Linked DNA regions of Homo sapiens: region 1 is linked to region 2. Evidence: chromatin contacts called from ENCODE Hi-C or POLR2A ChIA-PET data. All regions are on one chromosome and are shown on one strand. Each heading gives the region's core, a stretch centred on a gene start or an enhancer-like site at or near the end of the contact. The rest is flanking DNA. Distances are from core to core; before and after follow the strand shown.

What was found. A loop is a pair of places that touch in the nucleus more often than their neighbours do. ChIA-PET counts read pairs that join two places held with the same protein, here RNA polymerase II (POLR2A). Pooled maps may share reads with other maps.
Region 1: a pooled map shows a loop between it and region 2 (4-fold over the local background). The contact joins two enhancer-like sites. A Hi-C loop is called at or near these places in 7 of 50 pooled maps. POLR2A ChIA-PET finds 5 or more read pairs at or near these places in 2 of 52 experiments (activated CD4-positive, alpha-beta T cell and activated naive CD4-positive, alpha-beta T cell).

The regions. Positions count from the first base shown.
Region 1 is chr7:114,898,292-114,905,272 of GRCh38, forward strand. No RefSeq gene overlaps it. Among named protein-coding and RNA genes, the nearest start is that of MDFIC, 20 kb to the right of the region's middle. Within about 2 kb of position 3,665, at least 2 of the 41 ENCODE cell types and tissues checked have a DNase peak (open chromatin) inside an H3K27ac peak, as active enhancers do.
Region 2 is chr7:114,816,193-114,822,238 of GRCh38, forward strand. No RefSeq gene overlaps it. Among named protein-coding and RNA genes, the nearest start is that of MDFIC, 100 kb to the right of the region's middle. Within about 2 kb of position 3,604, at least 6 of the 41 ENCODE cell types and tissues checked have a DNase peak (open chromatin) inside an H3K27ac peak, as active enhancers do.

The DNA of each region.
Region 1 (6,981 bases), core at 2,415-4,914, 82 kb after region 2:
GGTTGATGTACAACTAGCTAGATATAATAACTTAATTTGTCAAATGGCTCCAAATTTCATTTCATTTATATCTTATAGAATTTGGAGACTTTCGGAAGTTTATCAAAACTTTTGCTTCTATTACAGGGCCATTAAAAATAAGAGCTCTGCAATGAGCTCATGATGAAAATGTGTTCATCACAACTAAAGTTGCTAATTCTTTTACCTATGTAGACTGTATTCTGTTGTTGAGAATATGAGCAAGAAGCTTCCTGTTAGAAAAAAGAGAGAGAAACTTTTATTTCATAATGTAGTCCTCTGGAAACATGGGATTTCTGAAAATATCTACTAAAAATTTAGAAATAACATTTAAGGAATGGTAGAATAGTAAGTAACATGTTTAAGTAAATAACTTTGGAATATTATAACTATATTCTTGTAAAGATTTTACTATGCATTCAATATCATGAGCTCATAATATGTAAATGTATTCTGCTGTTAATATGCATTCACAGCATATGTGGATAATGGTTCCAAAGGAACTGTTATAAGATATGCTCTGAATATGTATGAAGAATAATAGACACATGTTATGGGTTCAATATATAGTAATGGTCCAAAGGCAGAATACATGGTTGTTAATCCTCATTCACTAAAAATACTGAAGCAACAAAAAGAGATAAGTTATGGTATAAGTTTAAATACATATTGAATATACAACACAAACTTAGCAAGCCTTTATGACTTCATCGATACTGCACAGTAATGCAATGAGTAGTATTTTATTGCAGATCATTAGCTAGTCCATAAATGTAGATGTTATATAGATTGAATAATATAACTCACATTTTAATAAAATGAAACACTTGGAAAATATGTACACCTGTAATCTATTGATTGATGCATAGGCTTGGTAAGTCTGTTTCTGTCATAGAGGAATAAACCTCTAAGAGACTGATCATTCCACAGATTATAGCTAAAAATTTTAGAGAAAATACAGAATAACTACCTGAAGAATATGAATAAAAGCTGTGGACAAAAGCTAAGAGATTTTGGAAGTGAGTCAAAACTTGAATTAAGAAAAGGGCATGGTATGAGTTCCTGGGTTTTACAAACTTTGGACTGAAGGTGAAACCCCACCTCTACTAAAAATACAAAAATTAGCTGGGTGTGGTGGCAGGCGCCTGTAATCCCAGCTACCCGGGAGGCTGAGGCAGGAGAATCGCTTGAACCCGAGAGGTGGAGGCTGCAGTGAGCCGAGATTGCGCCATCGCACTCCAGCCTGGGGACAAGAGAGACTTTGTCTCAAAAAAAAAAAAAAAGAAAAAGAAAAGGGCATGGTATGAGTTCCTGGGATTTACAAACTTTGGACTGAAGGTGGAAAGTTGAAACTCCAAGAAAAAGCTCACGGTCTTTCTGGACTAAAAAATAAAAATGCAGAGCTCAAGTGGTCACTGCCATGAGAAAACGAAGGATAATCCTGAAAAGAAAACAGCCAGAGAAGTGAAAGACCAATTCCTCTTAGAAGTGATACACCTTGGAGGGGTATTAATTCTGCCCACGTTTCTGAACCATGCATCAGGACAAAAAACAAACAAACAAACAAAAAAAAAACTGAACTAAGATTTGGGATTCCACAGGTGAGGCAGTGTTTGCAGTTTCAATTCAAATCATGTTAATTGCCTACCAAAACAGAAATATCAACACTATTCAAAGGAATATGATAGAATCTAGAGTTTCCACAACATAACATTCACAATATCCAGAATATAATCTAAAATTATTTGACATAAAAAGAACCAGGAAACTGTGATTTTCTCAAGAGAAAGACAATCAACAGAGACTGTATTAGTTTCCTGTTGCTGCATAACAAATTATACAAATTTAACCACATGAAACAATATATATTCATTATTTCTTAGTTCCTATGCCCAGGAAACTAGGCACAGCTTAACTAAATCCTCAGTTCAGAGTTACAAGGATATAATCAAGGTGTTCAGCTGTGCCGAGTTCTCATCTAGAAGCTTTACTGGGGAAGAACCTGTTTCTCTAGCTCATTCCAATTGTTTGCAGAATTTATTTGTATGACTGTGGGCCTGTTAAGCTGTCCTTTTGTTGCTATACCTAAGACTGGGTAATTTATAAAGAAAAGAGGTTTAACTGGCTTACAGTTCTGCAGGCTGTGCAAGAAGCATGGTGCTGTCATCTGCTTCTGGTGAGGGCCTCAGGAAGCTCCCAATTATGGTGGAAGGTGAAGAGGGAGCAGGTATATCACATGGAGGTAGCAGGAGCAAGAGTGAGAGTGGTGGGGGGTGCCACACACTTTTTAATAACCAGATCTTACAAGAACTCACTATCACAAGAACAGCAACAAGCTATGAGGGATCTGTCCCATGACCCACACACCTCCCACCAGGTCCCACCTCCAACATTGGCAATTACATTTTAACATGAGATTTGGGGGAACAAATATCCAAACTGTATCAGAGGGCTCCAACTTTTTACTAACTATCAACAGGAGGCCACTCTCAATTCCTAGAGGCTTCTAACAGTTCTTGGAGGCCACCTGCCACTCCTTGCCACATGGGCTTATACAGTATAGCTTTTTACTTCATCAATAATTTATAGAATTATAAAGAGAAATAAATCAATCTATCATCACAGTAGAATATTGGATCTGGTATTTGAATTTACCCTACTTATGAGAAATTAGCCAACTACTGTTTCATGGATGCTGACTGAAAATACAAGGCTCTTGGGTCAGAAAAAAAGGAATTATTTTTCATGGCAAGCAGCATAAGCATTAGCATACTTCTATCAGTTCTCTTTGCCCCCAAGTCTCATGAGGGAAACAGGATGGGCTCAGATGGGTGCATAATGTATCTCAGAAATTCAGACTGGGGAAGCCACTGCTTTTATTACAAGCAGTAGGTGAGTACGCAGCTTTTCTGGAGGCTGGGGGATGGCACTTTTTCTCTCAATGCTATCAGTGACATTAACAACCCCCAAAAATGGCCCAGGTAAAAGAAGGATCAGAGCTTTGCAGTATTGGCACACCCAGCAAAATACATAGGAATGCAAGAGGTCCAAGGAGAACTGTATCTCACAAAAGATATTTTTAGCACCACCTTCTCAGAAATTTATAGAAAAAACTACACAAAATATCAGTAAACACACAGAAGATCTGAAAAATATTATAAAATTTGAACGAACTGATATTTACAATACAAAATATTAAGTATAGCACTCATGGTATGTTTACTAAGAGCATTTGCAGGGCAGTTAAGCAAATCACAATATATTTAAAAGAAATTAAATTATGCAAGGTATATTCTCTGAGCGGAGTAAAATCAAGTTAGAAATTTGCAACAATAAGGTATTTTACTAGTCAGGGTTCTCTAGAGGGACAGGACTAATAGAATAGATGTAGATATGAAGGGGAGTTTATTAAGGAGTATTGACTCACACAGACATAAAGTGAAGTCCCACAATAGGCCATCTGCAAGCTGAGGAGCAAGGAAGACAGTCTGAGTCCCAAAACCTCAAAAGTAGAAAAGCCAACAGTGCAGCCTTCAGTCTGTGGCCAAAGGCTCCAGAGCCCCTGGAAAACCACTGGTGTAAGTCCAAGATTCAAAAAGCTGAAGAACTTGGAGACTGATGTTCAAGGCATGAATCATCCAGTGAGGGAGAAAGATTGAGGCCAGAAGACTCAGCCAGTCTAGTTCTTCCACATTCCTCTGTCTGCTTTTATCTTAGCTGTGCTGGCAGCTGATTAGATGGTGCCCACCCAGATTGAGGGTGGGTCTGCCTCTCTCAGTCTAGTGACTCAAATGTTAATCCCCTTTGGCAACACCCTCACAGACACGCCTAGGAACAATATTTTGCATTCTTCAATCCAATGAAGTTGACACTCAATATTAGCCATCACAGATACCCAGGAAAACCTTGAACATTTGTAAAATAACAACTCACTGATAAATAATTCATGGGTCTTAGAAGACATTGCAATGAAAATTAGATAATATTTTTAACAGTGATATTGAAAATACAATATGTCAAACTTGGTGATACAGAGCTAAAGCAGTGTTTAGGGGGAAAATAATGGCTTTAAATATTTCTATGTGAGAAGAAGAAAGTTCCAAATCAATGATGCACCTTAAGAACCTAGAAACAGTAGAGCAAATTAAACCCATTATGCATAGAAAAAAAAAGAAAAATATAGAGTAGAAATCAATGAAATAGACCAGCAACCAAGAAAATTTTAGAATTAAAAAGTGGATTCTTTAAAAGGAACAATAAAATTGATAAGCCCCTACTAGACAGAACAAGAAAATACAGAAAGATAGAGAGTGTGGGTAATATCAAGAACAAGTGATGGATTATCATGGCATATCCTATGCATATTAAAAGAGTAACAGGAGAATGTTAACGATAACATTGTGCCAAAAATTTTAACTTCTTGAAATACAGTTTACCAAAACTGACACCAGATAAAACAGAAAATCTGTGATCTCAGTGCAGGCAAAATTTTCTTAGAAAAGACATACAAATATACAATAACACTTCAATAGAGTTTTTGAATAAAATGCAGACTTGGGAAGTAGATTCTTGGTACTATATTTGTTTTCTAACCATAGAGCTTTAAATACATGCATTAAGAAAACTCTAGAGAATATCACAGAAAGGTTATGATGATTAAACACACTATGGAAGGAAGCTTCTGATATGGTTCCCAATGATCCCCACCACTTACTATTTACCCCCTCATGCGATCTACTCTTCTTTAGGGTAGGCTACACCTAGTCACCTGCTTCAAACCAACAAATATGACAAAAGTGATGAGATATCACTTGTGTCTTCAGGTGTCTTCTCCCTTGCTCACACTCTTTCTGGCACTCTCTTGCCCACTTTCTCACTTGCTCTGATGAAGCTACGTGTCACGTTGTGATATTTTATAGAGAGGTACATATAGCAAGAAATTGCATGAGGCCTGTAGTCAATAACTTATGAAAAACTGGCACCTTAGTCCAACTATGCATAAGAAAGCATTATGTCAACAATCTCATAGGTGAGTGTATTAGTCAGGATTCCCTGGAGGGACAGAACTAATAGGATATATATATCCTATTAGTATCTATCTATATATATATCCTATGCTTTTATATATATATCCTATATCTATCTATATATATATCCCCTATATATATACATAAACTCCCATACATATATATATATATGTATATATGTATTAACTTACACAATCGCAAGTTTCCACAATAGGCTATCTGCAAGCTTGAAGAGCAAGGAGAGACAGTCTGAGTCTTAAAACGGAAATACTTAGAGTCTGATGTTTCAGGGCATGAAGCATCCAGCATGAGAGAAAGATGTAGGCTGGGAGGCTAGGCCAGTCTAATCTTTTCATATTTCTGCCAGCTTTAAATTCGCTGGCAGCTGATCAGATTGTGCCCACAGGATGAAGGGTGGGTCTGCCTTCCCCAGCCCACTGACTCAAATGTTAATCTCCTTTGGCAACGACCTCAGAGACACACCCTAGGTCAATACTTTGCATACTTTAATCCAATCAAGTTGACATTCAGTATTAACCATCACAAGTCCACCCCTTTCTCTTTCTTTTTTTTTTTTTTTTTTGAGATGGTGTCTTGCTCTTGTCACCCAGGTTGGAGTGCAAATGGTGCGATCTTGGCTCACTGCAACCTCCGCCTCCCTGGTTCAAGTAATTCTCCTGCCTCAGCCTCCTGAGTAGCTAGGATTACAGGTGCCAGCCACCACACCCAGCTAATTTTTGTATTTTTAGCAGAGGCAGGGTTTCCCCATGTTGGCAAGGCTGGTCTCGAACTCTTGACCTCAGGTGATTCTTCCGCCTCGGCTTCCCAAAATGCTGGGATTACAAGCATGAGCCACTGTGCCTGGGCAAGTCCACCCCTTTTCAACTTGAACCCATACACAACTCCTGAGATCACATATAATCTTCAAATAAAGACAATAATGTCATAATTATGCCTAACATAATACAACTGTCCTTTGTACAACCAGAAATGGACCAATCCCCAACCCAAATGCTATTACATAAAGTTAACAATATTTAAATGCTGATATGAAGTCAATAAATCTTATGTCACATGATAAAGGAAAAGAAAATAAAATGAAGATATTTTCTTAGTACAAGTGTATACATGGACAAACATATTTTTAACAAAAGAAGGTGGAAATACTCATGACAGTTACAGTCCTTGGTTCTGCCGCTGGTCACGTGGTCATCGTTGGTATTGATGACTACCTTCTTTTACTACCCATTCTGTATTCCCTTTGCCTTTAGCAAGCACCTCAGCAGATCACGTTTTTTTTTTTCCTGGTGGAGTGACCCAAACCTTCAATCCTCAGGGGTCTGGACCATTTGTAGTCCTTCCTCGATTGCGCTATTGTAGTTTCCCATTGACCTTAATCATAGGACATGGTAATACTAAGAGATGCCCTAATGGATCTCCTGTATTCCATGTATACTCTTCCTTATCTTCGTTATGGAGTAGTAGACTGATTTCATCTTGATAGTCCGGGTCAATCACCCCAGCCAACACTGTAACTCCCTTCTTAGTCTGTTGACTTAAACGTAGGAGGAGCCCAAAGTGTCCGGGTGGCCATCTTAACTTCCAGTTTAATGAAATCGTTGTTGTGTCTCTTGGTGGCAGCGTTCCTCCCTCTGGAGCTTAGACCTCTAGGCCAGCAGAACGTAATGTTGTGGGAATAGAAAGCAAAAATTTTGCTAGTGGATCACTAGGGATGATGGTGAGTGGTTCCACTTCCACTTCCACTCCTTAATTCCTAGATCCATTAATCCTGGCTATGAGAGAAACAGTACCATATATTGGATGCTGATTCAGAGCATACACGGCCTTCTGGAGAACTTTGCCCCAGCCCTGCAAAGTATTGTCACCTAGTTGGCATTATAATTGTGATTTCAAAAGGTCTTTCCTCTGTTCTACC
Region 2 (6,046 bases), core at 2,354-4,853:
TCCTACTTAGTAATGTTGGCTTACATTTCAATTTACCACCTGCTCACTGATTGTTGTTAGATGAAAGGTAATGCTACAACACTTGTTATTTACAGACTCTTCTCCCAGGCATCCCCATGGCTCCTTGTCCCTTGCTTCCTTCAGGTCTCTGCTCCAGCGGCATCTTAGCACAGAGACTTTTCCTCCATCTCTCCTGTACATATTCCTGGTTTATTTTTCTTATCACTGTACCATCCCCTCTCACAACATATACATTTAATGTCTGGCATCCACATCTAAAACATTTATTCCATTAGACAGTGTCTCTTACGTTCACTGCTGTATCCCTAGGCCCTAAAACAGTGCCTGGCACATAGAAATGATCCACTAAATATTTGTTGAATTAACTTTACCTAATTTGATCCTAGCAAAGCTCAGTGAGTTCTGGAAGGCAGATGTCATTTCCCTGTTTTTACATAAATGGGTAAAAACTAATCTGACAAGGGGCTAATATCCAGAATCTACAAAGAACTTAAAGAAATTTACAAGAAAAAAACAACCCCATTAAAAAGTGGGCGAAGGATATGAAAAGACATTTCTCTAAAGAAGACATTTATGCATCCAACACACTTTTGAAAAAATGCTCACCATCACTGGTCATTAGAGAAATGCAAATCAAAACCACAATGAAATACCACCTCACACCATTTAGAATGGTAATCATTAAAAAGTCAGGAAACAACAGATGCTGGAGAGGATGTGGAGAAATAGAAACACTTTTACACTGTTGGTGGGAGTGTAAATTAGTTCAACCATTGTGGAAGACAGTGTGCCAATTCCTCAAGGATCTAGAACTAGAAATACCACTTGATCCAGCAATCCTATTACTGGGTATATACCCAAAGGATTATGAATCATTCTACTATAAAGACACATGTACATGTATGTTTATTGCGGCACTGTTCACAATAGCAAAGTCTTGGAACCATCCCAAATGCCCATCAACGATAGACTGGATAAAGAAAATGTGGCACATTTGCACCATGGAGTACTATACAGCCATAAAAAAGGTGAGTTCATGTCCTTTGCAGGGACATGGATAAAACTGGAAACCATCATTCTCAGCAAAGTAACACAGGAAGAGAAAACCAAACACCGCATGTTCTCACTCGTAAGTGGAGTTGAACGATGAGAACACATGGGCACAGGGAGGGGGAACATCACACACCGGGGCCTGTTGGGAGTTGGGGGCTCGGGGAGGGATAGCACTGGGAGAAATACCTAATGTAAATGATGAGTTGATGGTTGCAGCAAACCAACATGGCACATGTACACCTATGTAACAAACCTGCACATTGTGCACATGTACCCCAGAACTTAAAGTATAATAAAAAAGCAATTTTTTGTTTGTTTGTTTGTTTGTTTTTTGAGACTGAGTTTCACTCTTGTTGCCCAGACTGTAGTGCAATGGTGGGATCTCGGCTCCCTGCAACCTCTGCCTCCCGGGTTCAAGTGATTCTCCTGCCCCAGCCTCCCGAGTAGCTGAGATCACAGGTATGTGCCACCACACGTGGTTAATTTTCTATTTTGTTTTTAGTAGAGGTTGGGTTTCTCCATGTTTGTCAGGCTGGTCTCGAACTTCTGACCTCAGGGGATCCACCTGCTTCGGCCTCCCAAATTGCTGGGATTACAGAAATGAGCCACCGCACCTGGCCGAGGAATGGTTTTTAACTTGTGGTTCATAGATAAAATAAAAGTAGTCCTTGAACTTACATCAGGAAAAAATTACCCTTCATTTTTGCTAACCCCCAACTGAAATTTAGCATTTACTTACTTAATGAACGTAAGCAATAAATAGCAATAATAGTATAGGTATCTATAATTTTGTCAACAGATATATTTTTATATCACATTACAGTTGCAGATATCTCAAAATATTGTTTACCTTCATTATAGTTCAAAATTATGGTATTTATGGGACCCATATCTTGATAATGATATTTAATATAATAATAAACACATTTATTACTACATTAGAAAAAATAATAATTGGATTCTTCAACATTCTGTATTATTTTATGCCATTAAAAACCTTATTCTGAGGAAGCATCTATAACTTTCACCAGATTGGCAAACGACTCCACAGCACACAGAATAAACCAAGAAACCTTAGAGTTCTTAGAGTTCAGGAAGGTGAGATGATTTGTTCAAGTTCATATAACTGGTAAGTGGCAGTGGTAGAACCAGAATCCAAGTCAGGCCTCCTTATATAGCCTTGTTGCTCTTCATGGCCAAATTTAAGGAAGAAGGAGATATACACACACACACACACACACACACACACGATAGTAGAAATGGTGTTTCCCGTAGTTGTGTAGCATGATGGCCTTGACCAATACCCATGTTTATCTTTTTTTTCTACATACCTGCTGCATAAATCTCGAAATACCCATCCACACAGAAAGAATAGTAACTACTCCACAACTACCCCCATCACACTAGTATGTGAGTCAGTAAGCATTGCTCACCCTAGCCACATGGGTTGAGTCATGACAGAATATGAGGATTAAAAAATTATCACACTTGGTGAAAGCATCTGTCTCTCTGGATGAAAGTTATAGCTCTTGGTTGCAATTTCTTAACTGTTTGGGTCACTGAAGATTTCATGGTCCATGCTCTTGTTGATGTCCTGTCCAAATTTCCTGGGTGTAATTAATTTCTGTTGATCTCTGTTCCCGCAGTTGTTTCACTTAGATACAACATTCTTAATTTAGGCTTCTAAATTATTTTATGACATTTATTTGCATAGTTAAACAGTTGGCATGCTTCAGTGTAGATTTCTATTTTAGCATGTAGACAGTTTTGAAAATATGAACTCTTATTTGCTACAACTCTTGTAGGAAACTACAACAGTTGAGTCCATAATAATGTTTATACATTATTATATACTCAACCAATATAAATATTATATATAACAGTATATAATAATATACTCAACTGTTGTAGGAAATGCACGAGTTCATATTTTCTAAAAGTACTCTACATGTAGAAAAGCAAATTAATAACTAGGGGACAGTTACAAAATACTAAGTAAACATATGTATGCTCACATATGTGCATATATTTATTTCTGAATACTAAATGATAAAACTGAGGCTTGGACCTGAACTATTCAATTCCAAGATATAATACCTGCATCACCCTTCAGCACACATATATGATGGCATAAGCACTAAGCCATATATAAATAGATGTGTGTGTGAGAAGGTGGGAAAGAACAAGCTTGCACATCAGAAAATGATTTAAAAGATTATCTTAATTATAACTGTGAATGCATATTTTCCCCTAACAGTAATGCATTCACTTATTCTTTGAAGAACGTTTCAGCATAGAAGGGCTAGACCCTTTGGTAGACAAACGACTAGCAAATCTGCCCACGGCCTCTGTCTATAATCACAACAGTCTGATTTTAAAAGGGAAAACTCTTTCACTATATAGCTAACAGAAATAGAAAAGCTAAAGGAGCCAGTTGGACATCTGGCCAGGCAAGGACAGATACTATTCCTGGCATATAGTATAAAGGGTGTCTTGAGAGGATGAGTCTTCTAATGACTTGGCATAAATGAAGTTCCTTGGCCTATTTCCAGCTTTTTCCTTGCACAACCTCAGCATGTGTTTGTGCATTCCTGGTGTTAAAGTCAGCCTTTCCTTCTAGGGTACCGCCCTTTTCCTACCTTACAGACTAATATAGCTCACTAAAAGGCACCAAAACAGTTGGTTGGCTGCAACTATACCTGTTACACAGTAGATATTTCTCCCTTTGTACCTCTTAACTGCCATTCTTTCCATATGCCATTTCTTCAGCCGGGAGTAATTCCTGTAGATCATTACATAGTTGCTCTTCCCTCCTCTTCCAGCCTCCTGTCCTGGGTTTGCTTTTAGCCAAGGAAACCCTAAATAGGATAGGGAATCATTCTCTGCATGTTTTGATATCCTTTTCATTCACTCCAGCCATCCCCACTCCCAGGTTAGAGGGCTGACTCAGCCATCCCCACCTATATGTCAGCACACTCTCACGGAGTGTTCTTCATGTGTAAGTTATGGTGACACCTCAAATTCCCTCAGCTCTCTGTCCTCAGGGCACTTACAATTTAATTAGGTAGATAGCACACATGTTCACAAAAAGTTAGCTAGCAACACCACAAGATCATTTCAAATAAATATGAAAAGAGTGGTGGCGGCTGGCCGCGGTGGCTCACTCCTGTAATCCCAGCACTTTGGGAGGCCGAGGCGGGTGGATCACTAGAGGTCAGGAGTTCGAGACCAGCCTGGCCAACGTGGTGAAACCCTGTCTCTACTAAACAAAAATTAGCCAGGCATGGTGGTGGGCGCCTGTAATCCCAGCTACTGCGGGGGCCGAGGGAGGAGAATCACTTAAACTCAGGAGGTGGAGGTTGCAAAAAGCCGAGAAGATTGTGCCACTCCGCTCATGCCTGGGCAACAGTGCGACTCCGTCTCAAAAAAAAAAAAAAAAAAAAAAGTGGTGGCAAAAATAGATGCCACATGAGTTGAAAGGATCACTGTGAGTTGGAGTTAATTGGGAAGTAGTCATGAAAAATTTGAAATTATTTGCAGCTAGAAATTCTAGGTCTACATAGGATAGAATAACCCCACCAGTATTAAAAGACACTAAACATATCTAATAATGACACAAATATAGAGACTGTGTTTATAAGGGTATTAAGATGTCACTAAACATTAAAAAAATGAATATCATCAGCTATTGAAGAACCCTTTTATTTGGGAAGAGGAAAGTTATGTTTGTTTAGAACTGGACTACCTTTGTCTCAGAAGCCTTTCCTTGGCTAGAAACTGCCACTTCAGGATACACTCTGTGTGTTGTTCTGTACTCAGGAACTTTTACCCTATACATACTGTCAGCTTCAAAGATGAGGAAGATGTAAACTAAGAGAATGTTAAAAATAGTCTTCATAAGAATGTCTTCTCTGTCTAATGCCTTAGGTTTGCTGAGTTTGCCTTTTTTTCTTATAAGGAAAGGAGAAGCAAAGAAGTAGAGAAAAGGAGAAAAAATGAACTTTTAAGTAGGTGGTGAGAAAAACCACACCGATAAAAATTATAAACAATACTGCATGGTCTCTTACGGAATGGGCTCTTTGAATACCCAGTGAGGCATGTTTACCAGAAGAAGAAAGATCGAGTTGGCTGGCGCCTCTTAAATGTGCATACTCAAGAGTTCGGGACACACATATGCTTTTGTGTGTGTTTTCTCACAGGACACTTTCAGCCGCCAATCTTTTTCTAATCTCACTTGTCTTTTCAAATTGAGGAAGGTATGGGATTTCTGTAGAGGACATAGATATGTAAAGGTCCATTAGGAAGTTATCTGATATTTAAATGCAAAAAAATGCAATTAAAGTCCTACTACCCTTTTTATAGTTTGTTTTCTTTATTTGAAGCAGTCAGGAATTAAAAACAACTGAAACCATTTTTTAAAACCTTTCAAGAAGTTCATTCTTGGATTAAGCCCAAACATACAGTCAGTAAGCCAAAAATGGACTATTTTCACAAAGAGTTGAGTGATGGAAAGCAGAAGCTGTCATGGAAAGTGTTATGTGAATATTCTCATTAAATTAAAAAAAAAGTTGGCTCTGGGCTGGAAGTAGTCATTTCTTTACCTTTTAAAAACTCTAGCAAATTATTTCCCTTTGGAGGATGATCATTTGAGCTAATTTGCCTGCATTCCAAATATTATGGGCCTTGTGACAGTACACATTTTTTTTTTTTTTTAACAAGTTTCTCCCTTGGTCTGTGGGCAGATTCTGGGCATGTCTCAATAAAAAGTCAAGGCTGTTCAAATTCTGAATGTAGTGACTGTCTCATTGATTTTGATTGACAGGATTTTGTACTGCATAATTTACTTAGTAATGTAAATTGTGAATATAGTTCATATATGCTTCCTTTAGCTCCCACTAAAATATTGTAGTAAGATATATTTTAACATGGACTATCCACACATTATTTTAACAATTTTTGAAAACTATAAAGC